Regions from separate parts of the Homo sapiens genome. Here region 1 is linked to region 2. The links are chromatin contacts, found by Hi-C or POLR2A ChIA-PET in ENCODE. All regions are on one chromosome and are shown on one strand. The core of a region is the stretch at or near the end of the contact, and the rest is flanking DNA. Distances in the headings are between cores, read along the strand shown. Region 1 overlaps LPAR1 (lysophosphatidic acid receptor 1). Region 2 has its middle 18 kb from the start of MUSK.

The links. Hi-C counts contacts between places; a loop is a spot of excess contacts on that map. ChIA-PET counts read pairs that join two places held with the same protein, here RNA polymerase II (POLR2A). Pooled maps may share reads with other maps.
Region 1: a loop to region 2 is called in a pooled map, with 2.7 times the contacts of the local background. The contact joins two enhancer-like sites. A Hi-C loop is called at or near these places in 2 of 168 maps with a recorded cell type or tissue (A673 and dorsolateral prefrontal cortex) and 6 of 50 pooled maps. POLR2A ChIA-PET finds 5 or more read pairs at or near these places in 1 of 52 experiments (GM12878).

The regions. Positions count from the first base shown.
Region 1 is chr9:110,968,167-110,974,193 of GRCh38, forward strand. It overlaps LPAR1 (lysophosphatidic acid receptor 1), which reads right to left. Exons shown (of 6, transcript NM_001351411.2): 3 at 5,315-5,392; 4 at 3,907-4,054. The coding sequence starts at 3,951. Among named protein-coding and RNA genes, the nearest start is that of LPAR1, 67 kb to the right of the region's middle. Within about 2 kb of position 1,830, at least 4 of the 41 ENCODE cell types and tissues checked have a DNase peak (open chromatin) inside an H3K27ac peak, as active enhancers do.
Region 2 is chr9:110,648,520-110,653,931 of GRCh38, forward strand. No RefSeq gene overlaps it. Among named protein-coding and RNA genes, the nearest start is that of MUSK, 18 kb to the right of the region's middle. Within about 2 kb of position 1,917, at least 8 of the 41 ENCODE cell types and tissues checked have a DNase peak (open chromatin) inside an H3K27ac peak, as active enhancers do.

The sequences.
Region 1 (6,027 bases), core at 580-3,079, 320 kb after region 2:
TGAAAGACCCTGTAAAATCTCCAACTTTATAACCTAACCCATTTATGCTAATTCTAGCACTTGCCGATTTCTGCAGTATAACTATTCCATGTGGCTGATTTCAAGCTGCTGGCATGAAGTCAATTGGCTCGCGAAATTCCTGAAAATTTAACAATCTGCTTCTGTGAGTTGGTATAGGTGGCTCTAGGGACATCACTGTTTACAATCTCATGCCCCACTGTAGTGCAACCATCCAAAACAAAATTCTAAATGCTTTGCTCCCTCTCTCTCTCTCTCTCTCACACACACACATACCTTGGGACACTTGACATTCACCTATGCTTTTTCTTCTCCTTTACCAAAATAACTCATATTAATTTGTCCTCAGCCTAGTGGTCTTCCTTCAAGAAGCCTTCCCTGATCCTCTAAATCTTTTCTTGGGTCTCCACTTTCCTCCCAGAGCACCCATACTTCCTGTATTTGTGCATTCCTGCATGGGTGACAAAGCGTTGTAACTTTTTGTTTTATCTGTGTATCTCCCACTATATCTGTAAACTCTGGCAGGGCAAAACTTATTTCTCTTATTTATTCTTGTATCCCCCAGCCCTGCCACAAGGCTTGCTGAGCAATAATAACAATGCTTGCTAATATGCACTGGGCAATATGTGCCCAGAATATGTGCCAGGCACTATTCTGAGCTTTATAGAAATTATTTCATTTCCGCCTTAAAATAACCCTATCAGGTTGGCTTCATTAATGCTATGCTCATTCCGTGGGTAAGGAAATAGAGGCACTAAGAGGGTGGATACCTTCCCCTCAGGCTCAGGTAATTAGTAAATTGAAGCAGGGTGACTGGTGAGCCTATGTGCCTCCCTCAAGAAACCAGTGTTTCTTGGCCATATTTTTTTCTCATTAGTGATCCTTAAGGAGAAAAATTAATTACATTTAAATTTTTTCTAATGAGAAAAAACTAAATACTAAGGAATAAGATTTTGTTGGATAGAGGTATAAGCTCTGGAGGGATTTTTTTCATCTCCCAAAACCCAATTTTTGTCCTCTTGGGGCAATATAACTATGTTAAGAATGTATGTTCTAGGACTTTCATTATCCATTTCCATTAATGTACCATATACTTCTCCCTAAAAATACACAGTCTTGTTTTAGAATTTTAATGGTATCTTCCCATAAGTACTATTTTGCGTCTTGCTTTCTTTTTCCTCCATACGATATCTTGGAGTAATATATAGCTGTGTAGACATCCTCATTTTAAAACTACTGAATAGTGGTCGGGCGCAGTGGCTCATGGCTGTAATCCCAGAACTTTGGGAGGCCAAGATGGGCAGATCACCTGAGGTCAGGAGTTTGAGACCAGCCTGGACAACATGGTGAAACCCCGTCTCTACTAAAAATACAGAAATTAACCAGGCATGGAGGCACACACCTATAATCCTAGCTACTTGGGAGGCTGAGGCAGGAGAATTGCTGGAACCCAGAAGGTGGAGGTTGCAGTGAGACAAGATCGTGCCACTACACTCCAGCCTGGGCAATAGAATGAGACTCTGTCTCAGAAAAAAAAAAAAGAAATAAATAAAATGACTGAATAGTATTTCAATCATGTCCACATTCCTGAATTCATTAAGTCTTTCTACTATTGGATATTCACAAAATTTTGTACTTCTTGGTTTGCAACCAATGCTTCAATGAATATCTTTATACATTCCTTATACACTCCTTGGGCTCATGTGTGAGTGGTTTTCTAATGTAGATTCCAAGACAGGAGCAGGGCATGTGCAGAAGTGTATAATTTTAATAGATACTGTTGAATTACCCTCCAGAGTGACTGTACCAATTTACTTTCCCACAGAGAATTTACGAGAGTACACATTTCCCCCAGTGATTGTATGAAATAGAACCTCTTTCTCCTTTGGGCAGTGTTAAACATTTTAATTAAATGAGTCATTTAGAGGTATTTCTATTCCTCACCAGCTGATAGGAGCTTGTGTAACAGAGAAGATATATAGATAAGAAGATGCTGTTGGAAATGCTGAAAGATGACAGCAGCAAACCGGGATGTGGAAATGCCCTGTCTAGAAAACCCGCACTAGCCTAACTCACTTCACGAAAGGACTAAGAAGAGTCATTACATGGGAACAGCTGCAGTGGACTTTGAAATGGTGACCTCAGGTAACAGGCACTAAATCTCTTTGCCCATTCTCCAAGTCTCTCAGACACCAAAAAAGTCTATTGAAGATAAGGGAAACCAAACACCCAAAGTAAATGAAGTGTTGAAAGGACAATGGTCCACTTACCAGAAAGAGGAATGCGTATGACGATGGTAACACTAAACATTCTGGAAAATAATACTAAAGGCCTTAGTACTTTATTCTTTATTCATATGATATGAATAAAGGGCTTTATTCATATGATAAAATCCCAAGGTTGATAACAATGATGACATCCCAAATGGTGTTGAGGAGAAAACACTATACTATATGAGGGAAAAATGCCCCTTGTTCTCCTTTTTCCCTCTCCTCCTTCTCTCCTTCTCTCACAAACACACAAACCCCTACTTAAAATACATACAAAATTGAATAGCCTGCAAAATCATACTGAAAAAAACAGTGTGGAACAACGTTCTGTATCAAGTTCAAATTTCAATCAGTATGGCTCTTTCTTGAAAGTATGCTTTTTTCTTCAAAGTTGCCCGAGGCCGGGCACAGTGGCTCAGGCTTGTAATCCCAGCACTTTGGGAGGCCAAGGCAGGTGGATCATTTGAGGTCAAGAGTTCAAGACCAGCCTGACCAACATGGTGAAACCCCATCTCTACTAAAATACAAAAATTAGCTGGGCGTGGTGGCGGGCGCCTGTAATCTCAGCTACTCAGGAAGCTGAGACAGGAGAATCGCTTGAACCCAGGAGGTGGAGATTGCAGTGAACCAAGATCATGCCACTACACTCCAGCCTGGGCAACAGAGCAAGGCTCTCTCTCAAAAAAATAAATAAATAAAAATAAAGTTGGCCAAAAAATGATTGTCACAAATAAGAAAGGAGGTCACACTATAGAAAGAAGATAAATGAAGAGTAAATGGGAAACTACACTTGCTGAGCACCTCTGTATGCCTCATGTATATGAACCATCATTTTATCCATATAACCATCATGTGAGGAATGATTACATGAGAGGAAACTGAAGCTGAGAGAAGCTAGCATGACTAGGGCTCTTTATCCTGCAATCAGAGGAGCAGGGATGTGAACTGTGGCCTTATGACTCCAAAGTCTGTTTCCACATTGTACCCTGCTGCCTGGTGAATCTGAAAGAGTCCAGCCAATGCCTGATTAAATCAGGCTGTAAAATCATCTGAACAAAGACCATGTCCCTGCCGTATTACTGCTCTTCACTGGACAGAAAAAAATAACTCATACGATTGCTGCTCAGAAGTTTCTGGAATTGCATTTTGTTTCAAAGTTCCTAGAACAGATCAAGGCAAAAGAGTAAGTATAGGAGGAGGACAACAAGACAGCCCTCAGAAAACTTGTTATAAAATTAGATCCATTCTGATATATTTCATTAAACCCCACCCCACCCCCCGGCCCACAAAAAAGCCAAGAGAGGAAAAGCAGCAGGGTTTACTACTGACTTACTTTGATTTAGAGTTTGATGCCTATAATGTCAGACATCCTAAGCACTGAAAACCAAGGCCTCCTATGAACAGAGGCCAGTTCACTAAAATCACTTGTTCATTGTTCCAGCTGCTTCCTGAACGAAATGGCACCTCACTCACAAAAGCACCATTATTCGAATACACACCAAATGATAGCGAGAGAGATATACATGATCCCTAGAGTCAAATACACTTCCTGAAACCCAGTTTAAATATTTGACAAACTTACGATTACCTCAGACCTCTGCTAGTTTGAAGCCCTTACCTGGGGCTGTGAAATTACAGGGATGGAAGTAGAGATGGCAGCCATGACAGCTCTGTGGTTGTAGGTGGTGAACACGCCCCAGAACTACGGGAGACAAATTTTCTTGTTTGCTGATCAGATCGAAGTCATGCTAGGAGAAGCTGTGTACCTGGAAAACAACAGGAAAACCCACATTTAGCATAAAAGGACTAGCATATGGGTGTGAAGTACCATTGGCCAAAGGAGGTAAGAATCCCTAGACATCAAGTGTCAAATACTAGCTTAATGCAAACAGAAAGCCGGTAGGGAAAAGCTAAGGTCTAAAAGCCACGACTTCTGTGCTATCTGTCCAAATACTCTTAAGTTGAGGAATTTTCATAGGTTTGAATCCAACATCCCAGCTAGATGTTTTGGGAAGACAGTTTCAAGTTGCAGAGCTGAGGAGGGTGAGTCGGGGGAAAAGCCATCCTGCCATTAAATAATAAAGGAATTGAATAATCCACAGTGGAGAGCTGACGGCTTACATAGAGGGCAAAGAGAATGCAGTAACCACCCCCACTTATCTGAGGAGTGGATTCTAAGCCCCCCAGTGGATACTTGAAACTGGATAGTGGGTCAGGTGCAGTGGCTCACGCCTATAATCTCAGCTCTTTGGGAAGCCGAGGGGGAAGGATTACCTGAGGTCAGGAGTTTGAGACCAGCCTGGCCAACATGGCAAAACCCCATCTCTACTAAAAATACAAAAATTAGCCAGGCGTGGTAGAACATGCCTGTAATCCTAGCTACTCAGGAGGCTGAGGCAGGAGAATTGTTTGAACCTGGGAGGTAGAGGTTGCAGTGATCCAAGATGGCACCACTGCACTCCAGCCTGGGCGACACAGAGAGACTCCTTCTCAAAAAAAAGAAAAAGAAAAAGAAAAAGAAACTGTGAATAGTACCCAACCCTGTATATAACAGAGACAGCTACTGAGTGACTAATGTACAGGTAGCACACACAGTGTGGAATCGCAGGACAAAGGGACAAATCACATGGACAGTATGAGATTTCACCCACACTATTCAGAACGGTGTGCAATTTACAACTTGTGAATTGTTTGTTTCTGAAATTTTTCATTTAATATTTTTGGACCAAGTTTGACTGCAGGTAACTGAAACTGTGGAAAGTGAAGCTTCGGATAAAAGTAGACTACCATAATACCGTCAAGTGATTAGATAGCACCCCGTCCAACCCCACCTATTTGCAGAAGAAAAAATTGAGGCTTAGAGAAGAAAAGGGACTAGAGTCACACATTTAATGGTAGAACCAGGACTACAGCAGCAACTCCGGTTCCCAGGCCTATATGAAACGTAACGAAGTTAATGTGTTCCCTGCCTATATCTCCTCAAGGAACTTAGTTACCGCTTTTAAGACTAAAGAAAGGCAAGATACCTGATGCTGTAGGTGTCAGTCCTGAGAAGTCAGGTACTCAGATAGGTGGATGGGGAGCTTCATAAATCAGACGTCCACCTGTGTGAGAAAGAGAACATTTCTAAAATCCTTTTGACATCCTCAAAGAGAGGATGCTAAATAAGCACAAAGTATAACCAAATCTCTTATTCACGTGTTCATTAAGAAAACTCAGAAAGATGCTAACTTCCCTGTAGTAAATCACAGCCCTAGTTCTGTCCAAAGGCTGATGTGACTCTTTCCACATTGCAATTTAGTCCAGAAGAAAAAAATTTTTCATTTTAAGAAAATAATTTTTAAAAATTCGTTTATTTTTAAGAAACATTTTCATTTTCTGGTGATGTTCATACTCCCTAACAATATCTTTTCTTTTATTCAAAAGACGTTATTGGCTGGGCACAGCAGCTCAGGCCTGTAATCTCAAAACTTTGGGAGGCCAGTGGGGGCAGATCATTAGAGGTCAGGAATTTGAGACCAGCCTGACCAACATGGTGAAACCCCATCTCTACTTAAAATATAAAAATTAGCTGGGCGTGGTGGCACACACCTACTCAGGAGGCTGAGGCAGGAGAATCACTAGAACCCAGGAGGCGGAGGTTGCAGTGAGCCGAGATCGTGCCACTGCACTCCAGCCTGGGCAACAGAGCAAGACTCCGTCTCAAAAAAAAAAAGTAAGGCTAAGCCAACCTTGCCTT
Region 2 (5,412 bases), core at 667-3,166:
GGGAGGCACTGACTCAAAAAACAAAAACAAAACATTTCTGTATGTGTTGTATTAGGTGTTGCCAATTAATATCAGCTCTGCCTAACTTAGGCTGAAAAGGAATTACTAGAAGACTGTTGTGAAGTTTATAGTATCAACAGGAAGGCTAGAGAATAAAACTTGAAAAAATGGGTAAAAGCCAAGGAAAGCTAGGTGGGAGGCACAACAGTTTAGTCAAAGTCATGCCTAGGAGCAGATGGGCTCTGGTGACATCTTGTCACCAATACTGCTGCTCCAGACTCGGCTGCTGCTGTGCACCATGACAGTGAATGTATTCTCCAGTGCCTTTTTGCTTTGGCTTGACTTACTCAAGAGTCAATGCCATGGTCAGGAGCATCCCATTGGCTGATCCTGGTCACGTGCCCACCTGGCTTTGCCTGCAAGGGGAAGAGATCTGGAACCGTCAGCTTCTTTAATGTAAGGCTGGATTTTGACTTCTTCTCAAGTCCCCAAGTGTGGGAGGGGAGAAGTTCTGGATGTTAAGTAGCAAAAAGTACACACACACAAGCATACGCACACAAACATATATATACTATAACTGAAATTTTAACATTTTGAATACTTATTACTCACGTAATAAAATTTTGTTTCTTTTTTTTATAATAATTTACTTTTATTTTTCTTAAGGTCTATTTTTTCCACTTTTGATGAAAGAGTCTCTTCTGTTCATTCATTCTTTTGTTAAAGGCCTAATACATCTCCCTATAAGTAGGATGCCTGGATTCCCCTTATATTTTCCCATACTTCACTTGAGTCTTCATAATGAAGCCTAATCTCTAACTCCTTCATCCAGTAGCCCAGATTGAGTGCATAGTGATCTGGGGCCGTAGGTAGTCCTGGCAGGTACATCTCATTTCAGGAGAGTTTTTCATCTGTGTCTCTCAACACTTACCTAACGGTGCGAAATCATTTATGGCTGTACCCCATTCCTGGTGCAGTATATGAAAAACTATGAGAACCGAATGAAAATGTGCCTCCTGCAGGAGATCGTTCCTCACCTGCCTTCATCAACCCCCAGTTTTAGCATTCTGAACAGTTAGTGACCTAGACCTTGACAAAAGTTTTCCAATGTCACCCTTGCCAGCAGCCAGTGACTTGATAAAGCCATCTATGGCCCAGACCTCATGGGATAGCTACTCCTGAATCCCGTTACACTCTCCCTAGGCAGCTACAGCACTGAAATCTGGTGAGCAGGCAGCCTCTGCCAAAGGCCCTCAAAGAACGAGATTTTCCTCTGATTGGGTGGTCCATTACTTATCCAAGTCCTAGACTAGATAAATAATGGTATCTATGACGTTCAAAATCTCTTGTTAATTTTTGAAAGGTTCTGCTTTCTAAGGTAAGTGATTTGCAAGCCAGTCCTGCTCAGCCTTCTTCATACATGTCTCCTCTGCCCTGTAAGTAACAGAAATTCTAGCATTTGGATGGTTCCCTAGTTTCTGATGTGAATGTAGTCATTTCACCATTTTCTGGGTGATTTCACTAGTTACTGGGGGAGAACATGTAAAATATCTGTCTGTTGTCAACTGGCCACTTTCCTCCAGAACGCAAACCGATACCAATTTGTTCTCTGATTTTATTTCACCTCTTTGAATCCTTGTCTCATGACTTGCACTTGGCATTCAGGGAAAGGTACAAGGGAAAAACAGACTAGGCCAGAAAAGACATGGCATGTATCTCTCAGATCCTGACATCTTGTAGGCTGTTTTCTGTGAGCTCTGCTGCTCTCCCTGCCTTCACATCTACCCAGTTAACAACTGCTTAGTTCAAGCACTGTCCTCTCTTTGTGGGGCGGGGTGGTCATCTCAGACTGCCCCCATGATTGCCTAACTCCTGTAAGTGCCCATACTCTGTTCTCCCAAGAGCTCTAAACATGCCTAACACTTATTGCACTCTCTCATAGTTGTTGATATAGTCACCCATCTCCCTAGCCAGACTGTGAGTTCTCTGGTAGAGACTAATCCACCTGTCACCGCATTCCTGGCGTCAAGTTCAGTTAGTTAAATGAATAAATAGGTTTGGAAAAGAGATGGGAAAGAAAAGAAGAAAACAATTTATTAGAATATCTAGATTTTTTTCTAAATTGGTAACATTCAAGATTAATCATGCTTTGACAGTTTGGAAGAACAAAAGTGAAGAATAAAGAAAGAACTAAACTGTGATACTGATAGCCTTATTGTTTCTGCTCTGTTAAAAGTATAGTACATGTGTTGGAAGTGAACTTACTGATTGTGAATAACTAATAATAGAAAATAATGATAGAAACATATCTTCTGATGACAGTTTCTGTATAATTCCCATTTCTTTATAATAAATACACTGTTCTTCAGTGGTAGAAAAACTAATTGTTCGCTGTGAAAATGCTACCCATTAGCATCACTGTTCCTAAACAATATACAGTCTTCTCTTATATGGCTCTCAGCTGCACGCTGCCTGGAAGATACTTTAGACATGAGCCAGCTTTTTACATATAACAAATGCCCAGTAAGAGGCACTTAGAATTCCAGTTGGACTGAACTTGCCCCTTCTCCAGAGGGCACATAAATGAATACATACAAGGAAATCCCCTCCCATCATGCACACACATATGCCCGCACGCAATCCTCGGAGCAGCTGTGTTATATTATAAATTGGAGGCCTTTTGTTAGTTCAGATGTTTCAGGTCTGCAAAGGCACTCTGGAGAAGAAATAAATATTATGAGTAAGTCTCGTTTCCATGCTTGTAGTGGGGAAATACTTTCCAGCACAGTTTACTACGGTTTTATACTAAAACAATCTCGTAAAACAATACCAGCATTACTCACTCAGCACATGACTGCTAAGACAAGAATGGTGTCTGTTTTATTCCCTAAATATTCAAAACATTATTTCATTCAGACTCTGTCCCAGATAGACTTTCTTTTCAGTAAAACTAACCAGAATAATCATGGATTGTGTGCTCACTAAATCTATTATTCTTTTTTTAATATAAAATAATTCGTCTTTTTTCCCACTTTACCAAATATTGCATATTTATAAAACTTCACCAATAAGAGAGATCCAATACAAGCATTTAAAGGAAAGGCAGCTTGGAGCTGGGTGGGAGCTCAATCTGGAATCCAGGTCATTCCATTTAAGGATCTGGTCTTCTGCTTTGAAGGCTCAGGATCTGAAGTTGCTTATAAGCTTGGTAACAAGAAGAGAAGGTACTGGAGATAGGTATAAATGCACATTTATTAATTTATAAGGGGAGAGGACTCATAATAATCAGTATACTAAAAGTCTACATAATAAGTGCATTCTCCTCTTATTGTCAAACTATACATGAAGCCAACTGATAAGATTTTATTAAATATGAAGTCAGAATAAGGGTACACAGAGAAATTTATTTTAATGGCACTGGCCTAAGAGAGATATATTTATCTCCCTATGAGATCTTGTCAAAGGGATTAGAAACACTTTGCCATGCTCTTACCAAAGCCTGGCACATTCTCCCACCCCCATTCTCTGCTTACTTTTAGTAATCCATTTAATCTTAGCTTAATTATCACTTTCTTAGAGAAACCATTCCTAGTCTTCTTATCTAAGAAGGGGCCCTGATGTATACTCCAGAGCACTCTGTAATTTTCTTTTGTAACACTTGTCTCAATCTGTAGCTCTACATTTATTTGTTGTTTTAAGTTTTGTCTGCCTCTAGATTGTAAGCTCCAGGAGAGCACGCGTATTTGTTTTGAGCTCTACTATTCTCAGCATCTAGCACAGTGCCTGGCATAGCTAGGAGCATTCAGTACACATTTGTTGAATGAATACATGAATGTACAAGGTAGCGGCTGAGAGCACAGGTGCTGGATTCAGGCTTCCTTAATTGAAATCATCTCTCTGCTTCTTAATAACCACGTGAGGCTGCAAATTACAAAATTAGTTTCCTTATCTGTAAAATGAGAAAATGATAGTATAATACCTACCTCATAGGTATTATACCATCTAATGAGGATTAAATTCCAATGAGGATTAAATAATAGATACAAAATACTTGGAACAGTCAGTGATTGGCACAGAGTAAGCACTCAAGCAGAGTTAGCTGTTAATATCATCTTACAAAGAATAATTCTAAGAAAAGTCGAAAGCCTAATTTCTAAAACTCAGCTTTCTTGGGACGTTACTGGAATAGTACTATCAATACTAACCTCTGGAGATATTTATTTATGTTTCCAAGGTTTAATAGAACCACCTTTTTTATTATAAAATTCTTAAATTAAATAAGTGACTATTAAAACAGATTATACCAAAGCCCTTTCAGCATGAAATAATTTTTTTATTATACTTTAAGTTCTGGGATACATGTACAGAATGTGCAGGTTTGTTACATAGGTATACACATGTCATGGTGGTTTGCTGCACTCATCAACCCGTCAACTACATTAGGTATTTCTCCTAATACTATCCATCCCCTAGCCCCTCAACCCTTGACAGGCCTCGTGTGTGATGTTCCCCTCCCTGTGTCCATGTGTTCTCATTGTTCAACTCCCACTTATGAGTGAGAACATGCGGTGTTTGCTTTTCTGTTCTTGTGTTAGTTTTCACATGAAATATATTTTATCTTATTTTCACAATGTTTTGAATGTACTGATGTGTACTGATCTATTATGCATAGATTTCAGAACTTAACTCTGATGGCAACTGTGTTCTTATTTCCAAGTTGTTGGGAGGGACATCTCTGTAACAGTGAACTATGAACAACAATATTACAGGTGGAAATCATAAAATTTAGAAAGGAAAAAATAAGAACATAATAACTATATATATGTTCTATAACATATAACTATATAATAACTTTTTTATTTTATAAAAAAGAGGTGGTCATTATTGTATTTGTTTTATATTGTTGTAAGGGCTTTACTATGGGGCAAAACACCTTATTTAACAATTATATATTATTATGTTGTAAGGCAAATCTTGGTTGTTAAGTTGGCTGTATAGTTGTTAAGAGTCTTACTCTCTGGCTCATTCATTCAACATTTATTGAGTGGCTAATAGGGCTGGTTTATGACATTTTGGATTTGCACTAAAGCATGGTACAAACAAGATTCTGTTTTTTGATAAATTGGTATTTTGATCATCACAACTTTTATCAATTATTTTTTATGTATTACGTCTGTTATTTTCAATGACAAAATACTGACAACAATAATATATGAAAATGCATTGCTAAAATGACCAAAGTAAGGGCAACCACCCTTTTCAAATTTTCTTATCCTGTATATACCTGTAGTGCACCCTCTGGTCATTAGCTGTAGCTGCTACTCAAAGAGCTTATTTTCATTCACAATTGAGCATCTTTTACCTGGAATTAAAATATTCATTTCAAAACATCTTCTTTTCTTTCCTTTGAGG